Linked DNA regions of Homo sapiens: region 1 is linked to region 2. A link is a contact called in ENCODE Hi-C or POLR2A ChIA-PET data. All regions are on one chromosome and are shown on one strand. The core of a region is the stretch at or near the end of the contact, and the rest is flanking DNA. Distances in the headings are between cores, read along the strand shown.

The links. A loop is a pair of places that touch in the nucleus more often than their neighbours do. ChIA-PET counts read pairs that join two places held with the same protein, here RNA polymerase II (POLR2A). Pooled maps may share reads with other maps.
Region 1: a loop to region 2 is called in a map of B cell, with 4 times the contacts of the local background. The contact joins the promoter of FAM50B here to the enhancer-like site in region 2. A Hi-C loop is called at or near these places in 11 of 168 maps with a recorded cell type or tissue (A673, B cell, CD4-positive, alpha-beta memory T cell and 8 more), 17 of 37 single-sample maps with no recorded cell type and 18 of 50 pooled maps. POLR2A ChIA-PET finds 5 or more read pairs at or near these places in 13 of 52 experiments (AG04449, AG04450, B cell and 10 more).

The regions. Positions count from the first base shown.
Region 1 is chr6:3,846,976-3,851,171 of GRCh38, reverse strand. FAM50B (family with sequence similarity 50 member B) reads right to left here and starts at 1,799. Exons shown (of 2, transcript NM_012135.3): 1 at 1,686-1,799; 2 at 1-1,383. The coding sequence starts at 1,360. The coding sequence ends at 383. LOC107986557 (a long non-coding RNA gene) reads left to right here and starts at 1,806. Exons shown (of 3, transcript XR_001743931.2): 1 at 1,806-1,856; 2 at 2,523-2,783. RefSeq lists an enhancer at 1,616-1,735 and a silencer at 2,006-2,125.
Region 2 is chr6:3,763,704-3,767,922 of GRCh38, reverse strand. No RefSeq gene overlaps it. Among named protein-coding and RNA genes, the nearest start is that of PXDC1, 14 kb to the right of the region's middle. Within about 2 kb of position 1,507, at least 3 of the 41 ENCODE cell types and tissues checked have a DNase peak (open chromatin) inside an H3K27ac peak, as active enhancers do.

The DNA.
Region 1 (4,196 bases), core at 550-3,049, 83 kb before region 2:
CCAAAACTACACAGCAAGGAGGAGGCTGTGTCGGGAATCAAACTCAGTCACTGTGGCCCCCAAGTCCATGCTCATAACCACCAGGTAAAAAATGTGCCTCCTATTCTAATTTCTGTCTGACAGTGGGCCCAGTCATGGTTTCAATACAGCTCAGCAGAGCAATGCAGCAAATCCAGGTGGCAACACTAAAATACTCAGAAAAGACCAACCAAGCAACCAAAGCATAACATCAGCAATAGCACAACCAATGTGAATCATGAGAACCCTCTGTCTTTATTAAATTTGGGGGAAGAAATCAAGGTCACGAAATCAAGTGACTGGTGATGGGGCCTAGAAATGAGTGTCTCCCCCCACCCCCGGTTTCCGCTCTGGCAGGCGGGTGTTAGCGGATGGTGTACTTGTCCCACTTCTTCTCGGGGTCATAGGCCTCCCAGCGGCTGGCGGGGAAGATGTGCTTGTTCTTCTCGTACCAGCTGCGCAGCACCACCTTGCCCGCGTGCGACTCGTCCTTCTCCATGGTGGCGTCGCTGAGCAGGCGCACGTCATCGTGCACATCGAAGCTGAAGAGCGGCCCGCTCTTGCCCCTCGCCCTGGCGATGATGAAGTCGTAGAAGGTGTGGTAGTGCGGCAGGATGAGGTCCTCCTTGATGAACATGAGCTGCTCCACGCCGGCGGAGCGCAGCTCCAGGAAGTCCTTGCGCAGCCCCTGCAGCGCCTTCTTCAGGAACTGCTGCACCGTGTTGCCCTTGCGCACCCGCACCGTGCGCCGGTGGCCCGAGCCGTCCCAGTAGCTGAAGGTGACCTCCATCTCCTCGTCCTTCACTTTCTCGCGCTGCGCCTCCCACTCTTGGCGCAGCTCCTCTCGGAGCCGGTTCTCCTCCTCCTCGCGGTCGCGGTCTGGCAGGAAGCTGGTGTCCACGTCGGGGTTCTTGCCCAGGTTTCCGGCGCGCCTGGCCTCGGCCGCGTCGGCCTGGTCATCGAGGTCGTCTAGTGCAAAGGACAGGCAGGAGATCTTACGCTTGCGCTCGCGCCGCTGCTCCTGCTCCCGCTGCCGCTCCTGCTGCAGCCGCTGCTCCTCCAGGTGCTGGCGCTTGGCCAGCTGCCGCTCGCGCTCCCTGACCAGGGCCTCCTGCCGGGCCTTCATGTCGTTCAGGGTCACCAGGCCCACCGTGCTGGACTTCAGCTCGGCCTCCACGGCGTCGTAATGCGCCGAGAACCTCTTGTCCACCTGCGACTTGAGGATGGTCTCCTCGGCGATGCGCTGCTTCAGCACCTCCATCTGCTCCCGCTGCCTTTCGCGCTTCTTGAGGAGGTGCATGGCACGGCCTGCCTCGCGCATGGTGCCCTTGTACTGCGCCATGGCCCGCGCCTACCCGATGGGCTCTGCAGCAAAGAGGAAAAACGCGGCAGGTAGAGGGGGGCCCACGCAACGGCGGGGAATGCTCAGCTCTGCGCCTCCTCACAGGGCTTTCGGCAGTGATGGAAGCGTTCAGGGGCTGGGCCGACCTGCTAGGGTAACCACCAACCTGACAGTGTCACCAGGCACCAATTTCCAGCATTTTATTTGACCTCAATAAATGCAAATGCGAACGGCCCCACGTAACGGGTGGCTGCCATGCCTGAGCGCAGCGCTGAATTTGGGGAGCTGCATACAGAGAGGGTTGGGCTACTGAGCGGACCCTTACCTGCCCAAGCACCCTGTCGAGCGGAGACACGCGGGAGCTGACCTCCACGAGAACCACCCACGAGCAGAGGCCCACTCGCCCCGGGCTCTCGCGACAGCCGTGGACACAGGAAGTGGAGGCGGTGCGCCCCCTGGCGGGGAGGCGGGCCCTGAGGAGAGTGCCAGGCTCCTGGTAGGGCGGCTGCGGAAACAGGAAGTGGAGGTGGATCGCCCCCTGGCGGGGAGGCGGGCCCTGGGAAGAGCTCCGGGCTCCTGGTAGGGGCGGTGCTCCTGTGGGGCGGGCCAGCGCGGGGAGGATCCTGGAGGAGGCGCTTCTGGCCCTGCCCAGCCGTGGCTGGCCGGGGCTCCTGTTTTCACGCTGTGGGCAGGGCGGGCCCCCACCTGCTGTGCGTGCGTGCTGAGCCTTCTCGTGCCCAACTGTAAACACGCAGAAGCAATGTGGGCGCAGCGCAAGCTGCTGTGGCCACCCAGAGAGCCTTGCAACACGGCCCTGCTCTCCAACCCTCCTCCTCCCGCCTCTGATGCTACCCCGCTGTGGCGTCTCGTGAACATTACCTGCGCACCACTGCCTGTAATTCTTTCTTATGGCCCCAACACAACCATTCTTTGATAATAGAACCCTACTCGCCCCCCAGTTTCGTGACAAAACCTGCACTCAGCTTGTTTGACCTCTTCTATACAGCAGTTTCCCCCGGGTTCTAAGCTCTAATAACCATGGGACACTGAGTTAAAGTGTAGCAGTGTCTTTACTGTGAGCCTCTAACATGCCAGTTTCCACTGTAACTCTCCAAGAGCAGGGCAGACCAGTTCATGTTTCGTGACCGTTTCTCCCCTGCAGGAGATCTGGTAACACTCGCCGAAACCAGTGCTTCCTGGGACCTAGTTTGGAAAAGCTGGTTGTGAAATACATACTGCGGTTCAGCCTCCTCCCGCCTAAGAGCAACAATGCCTGTGAGCATAACCTTACCAAGAAGCGTGAATCATATGATAATTACATATGGCACCCACATATCCAGAGGAGAACAGCACGGTGTGAGCCCTCATCAAATTGTCCAAGCCAGAAACCTAGGCCTTTTCCTGGAATGACGTTCCTCCACAGGTAATCAATTACAGAAGAGCCTTTCACACTTTCCTTTTTCTCCCATTCCCCACCACTTGCCTTAATCTAGGAAATTAGCATTTTTTTTAATCTAAAGCCTTCTCATTGTTGCCCCATCACCAGAATACAAGAATATCTTATTTTATTGAGCTCTGGGATACTGTGTGTTTTGTTTTTGTTTTTACAAATTGAAGATTTGTGGCAACACAGCGTCAAGCGCCTACTGGCTCCATTTTTCCAGCAGCATGTGCTCACTTCGTGTTCCTGTGTCACATTTTGGTAATTCTTGCAATATTTCAGACTTTTTCATTGTGATATCTGCTATGGTGATCTGTGATCATCGTTCTGTGAGGTTATTGTAATTGTTTGGGGGCACTCCGAAGTGTGCAGTAGAAGACAAAGACGTTTATTGATTTAACTGATAAATGTTATGTATGTTCTGACTGCTCCACTGACTGGCTGTTCCTTCATCTCTCTTCCTGTCCCTAGGCTTCCCTAGTGCCTGAGACACAGCAATATTGAAATTAGGCCAATTAATAACCCTACAATGGCCTCTAAGTGTTCAAGTGAAAAGAAGTGTCACACGTCTCTCACTTTAAATCAAAGGCTAGAAATGATTCAGCTCAGTGAGGAAAGTATGTCAAAAGCCAGGATAGGCCAAAAGCTAGGCCTCTTTTGCCAAACAGTTAGCTAAGTTGTGAATGCAAAGGAAAAAAATCTTGAATGAAACTGAAAGCGCTTTCCTGGTAAACATATGAATGATAAGAAAGCAAAACAGCCTTATTGCTTATATGGAGAAAGTTCTAGTGGTCTGGATAGAAGATCAAACCAGCCACGACATTCCCTTAAACCAAAGCCTAATCCAGGGCAAGGCCCTAAGTCTCTTCAATTCTGTGAAGCTGAGAGAGGTGAGGAAGCTTCAGAAGAAAAGTCTGAAGGTAGCAGAGGTTGGTTCATGAGGCTGAGGAAGGAAGTCACCTCTATAACATAAAGTGCAAGGTGAAGCAGCAAGTGTGATGGAGAAGCTGCAGCAGGTTATCCAGAAGATCTAGCTAAGAGCACTGATGACGGAGGCTACCCTAAACAATACATTTTCAATGTAGACAAAATAGCCTTCTATTGGAAGAAGATGCCATTTAGGACTTTTATATCTAGAGAGGAGAAGTCAATGCCTGGCTTCATGGCTTCAAAGGACAGGTTGACTCTCTTGCTAGGGGCTAGTGTAGCTGGAGACTTTCAGTTGAAGCCAATGCTCACTTACCATTCTGAAAATCTTAGTGCCCTTAAAAATTATGCTAAATCTACTGTGCCTGTGCTCTGTAAATGGAACAACAAAACCTGGAGGACAGCACATCTGTTTACAGCATGGTTTACTGAATATTTTTAAGCCCAGTGTTGAGACTTACTGCTCTG
Region 2 (4,219 bases), core at 258-2,757:
GTGAAAAAACTGCTTAATTGGGTAAAGTCATAGGTTTTGCGTCTGGATTTATAATTAGCAAACTGAAAAAAAAAGACAACTTCCAGATCCCCAATAAAGTTACTGATGCATTTAGGAGTTTCATTTCCTTAGGAAGTGTGCTCATTCATAACATGTTGTCATAGAAACTTTTTTTTTTTCCTGAGGCAGACTCTTGCTCTGTCTCCCAGGCTGGAATGCAGTGGCGCAATCTCAGCTCACTGCAACCTCTGCCTCCCTGGTTCAAGCAATTGTCCTGCCTCAGCCTCCTGAGTAGCTAGGATTACAGGTGTGCACCACCACGTCTGGCTAATTTTTGTATTTTTAGTAGAGAGGGGGTTTCACCACGTTAGCCAGGCTGGTCTCGAACTCCTGACCTCGTGATCCACCCGCCTCATCCTCCCAAAGTGCTGGGATTACAGGCATGAGCCACCGTGCCCAGGAAGAAACTTTTTAAAAGTGTTGTTTTCCAGCCATTTTGTTGTTCCACTGAACGGCCTGGGAGAATACCCTCCAAGTACTGGGTTAAGAAGAGAGAATACCAAAGTCCCCCACACCTTTGCTTCCCTCCTTCCCACGCTCCCCAACTAAGAGAACTGTGTGTTCGTCCTTCCTCAGACAGAAGATTTCCTGGAAATACCTTTTGTTTGAAAACACTGACTGTGCCTCACAGCTCAGAGCTAAGAAAAGAGGCCAAGTCTGGCTATTAAGGAATAAACCTTGTGAAGCAGGCGTTGGTGGAAGACACTGTCCGCTTCCTGTACAGTGGAGAGTCTGGGATAATTTGGGATATGGGCAAACATGTTCACCCACCTTACTAAAATGTGCTTAACTTGATATTGATATGAAACAGTTATTAAACATTTGAGAATGGCCTGAATAATGTGCGCCGGCCTGTCCGTTTTCCTGTAAGTCTCTGATTTGAAGGAGGGTATTCCCAGATGTGGTGTCGTTGTCCCCTGGTCAGCCACCCTTCCTCATTTCTTACACCTCATGAACGAAAATGAACAGCCACGGCCACAGGCAAGTGAAATCCATCGGCTATGCCCAGTTTCTCCCCAATATCCTTAGCTATTAATGTCACTCATTTTTTGGAAGCCACTTCAAATCCTTTTTGGAATAAAATAGTTATTATACATCATTGAGCAGTAGGTGTGCAGTTGCATTCCAGGAGGAATTACATTTCTTCTCATGTTGGACTCAACATCACTGGAATTAATTCATTAGAAAACACTCTTTTCAATTCCATTTTCTCTCGCTTTGAAAAATACAGACTAAGTGTCAAACTTGTTTCCCTGAAAGGGGCCAAAAGCAGCAAAATTAATCACCAAGAGCTATTTTCATTGAATATAAAGTTACATAAAGGCCTCTGAAGACCAGACAGTGTTTAAACTATATGCGGGTGTGGTTATGGATGTGAAATATGTGGATAGCATGTGAGCGCTGGCTACATGCCCGAAGCATGCCCACACAGCCGCCTGGGCAGACGAGCTATCTCAGAGGGATTGTCTTTAAGCAAAACCATCTGTCACTGTGGTCCAAAAGGCGCGGCATGAGCTCTGCCACAGCAGCGACTTTGGGGTTGAGCCTGTCTCTGAAATGCAGTGTACTGGCAAACTGAGAAAACAATCTTACTTTCTGTCAGACTGGGATTTGCTGACGCTGAACTTGGAGTGGAGTTTTAGAAGGAGTATAATCAGCATCAAAAGAGATGCCAGTCTGCTGAACTTTAAAATAGGTTATTAACAAAAAGCAAAATCTGCAGAGTAGTCTGCGATTGCATAGCTTCCAAAGTATAGCTGTGGTTTAGCCCAAAGTTGGTCATCAGAACTAGCACTGGTTTCTAGAATATATACAGGGGGATGGGGGTAGGAGTAGCAACAAAGATCTTCAAGCATAAACTTACACATACACATACACACACACACACACACACACTCCTTGCTCAGAGGTCTATATAAGCATTATAAGTAACTTTAATTATTTTAAAAATAAGGAAAAGCAAATGTTCCAGTTATTCTTAGTTCTTCATCAATCATTGACCCAAATTGGATGTTTTCGGAAAGCAGTTTATATCTCCTTATAAATGTATTTACTTATTTTTTGAATCTTGGCCTTGTGACTTCTGCTCTGGGCTGAGGTCAGGTCGTTTTGAGTGTTTGAGTTAGAGAACCCCTGGGAAAGGAACTTCAATTATTTTTCTGTCTGGATGAGTGTCAGAACAATTCATCATAACAACTGGTACGAATGCACGTAATTCTGTAAAAGTCGCTCCTTGAACCAAGACATTGGCATTTGTTCCATTGCCTTGAACTTTTTTTCTGGTTTCAGTTCACCAAGCCCTTTTTGCTTGGGCAGAATTTAAGCCCCGTGGGTGAGGTATACACAGTCACAAGACAATGAGTAGCAACAATTCGACAATTAGCTGAAATACTTGGGAGGTGCAGACAATTAAGGTAAGTAATTTGGGCTGCACTTGGAAGCAAATATTCTGGCCAACTAGAGAGAAGGAGAGAAGGGTAAAATAGAGGCTTTCACTGAAATGCCCATACCTGCATTGAGCAAACCTGGGTGAACATATAAATACACACAAAAGCCAGAAGGGAATCAGGACGTGATTATTTGTTTCAGACAGAAGGGTGACGTGGGACTCTAATGTTCTCTTGGCTTGTAGTAAGGTATCTTCAAACATCATCTCGATGTAAATTTTCCCCCACTTCCTTAGACTAACCTTCAAGAAGAATTAAAATTGTGTCAGTGATAAAAGGAGAAGTAAGCCAGGGTTTCCCATCCCCCAATAATGCTCTTGAGATTCTAATAGAAAGGCCACAGGAGGGAGGAAACAAGAAGTTTACCCTGGAAAGAGAGGAAAGGAAGAGCCTAAAGTCACTGGGAGGGTGTGGAAGGGAACATGGTGGCAGGGGTGGCTTTGGAGGTGGGTGGGGAGGGACTTGGGAATGGAGAGGGCCGACTGGCAGCCAGCATACACCAACCACCACCTCATGGAAGCCAAACCATGTCTGTGGATCATGCATTGCAGGCAGTGAGAAGCTGCTTGTCCTGTCCTCATTGGGCCAGGCCCTCCAAGGGCACCCACCTGCCCACTGCCTATGGATGGTATGCCCATCTCTGCCCAAACACCTCGATGAGCCCCCTCACAATGGCCTCATGTTACTTGCCTTGAATGGCTCAAACCATACAATTCCCTCCAAAACAGCATACAATTCCCTCCAAAACAGCATGGGTCCTTGCTATTCAGAAATGCTGTTGGGGACAAATCCAAGCCCCCTTATGTGGGTAAGGCTAAGTGGTGAAATATACCACCTGCTACAAATTCATGTCCATTCAAATAAATGTATAGAAATTTAGTCAAACCATATCTTTCCAGGAGCCTCTCCGCTCCATCAGGTAAGGGACAATGGAATTCAGCCTTGGTTTTCTGAACCAACAGCTCTTGCTCACCTAGTCCTAAGTGGCTGAATGTGTGATCAGATTGAGGCTGCAAAAAATGAACAAGATGCTGGACACATAGATATGAGCAGATATCAAATGAGGTAGACATCAACCCAAAACTCCCTCCACAACTCCTTGAATGAGGCTGAAGGACCTCAATCCCTTTTTCACACACTCACGGAATAAAATCATGACTGGGTACCAGTCTAGAAAGTCTCTATGTTATGTGATACTACTCATGCAAATACAGTCAGGACAACATCTCTGCCCTGCAGGGCATTAATGATTTTACAACCAACATTCACTATAGTTAAATGATCACTCAAGTCCTTTTCAGCTAGAATGTTAAGTGATTCTATTAAGTTTACTTGAATATCTATCTTGGGGCATTTGGGTGTAAAATGCAATATTCTGGACTTAATTTGCTGAGGGGCTGTTGTGTGTTTTGGTGAGGGGCATGCAACAAGCCAGGGCGTCTCAGGAATAAGGAGGCTTTAGAAACAGCTGCTGCCACACTCGTCAACACCCTGTGGATACTTCCATGAAGCTATATTACAAGTTCATGGCTCTATGAACTTGTATTACATACAAGACACAGTGTTGATTAATTTTGGTTCTTTTCCTTGACCTTCGACTCAGTGAATAATAACTAGTTTGGGACTAATTTTAATGTGCTTGATAAAAAAATCATAGCCACAAATGTTTAAATAGTATCTGAGCCTTAATATCACTGTGAGAATGTCAGCAG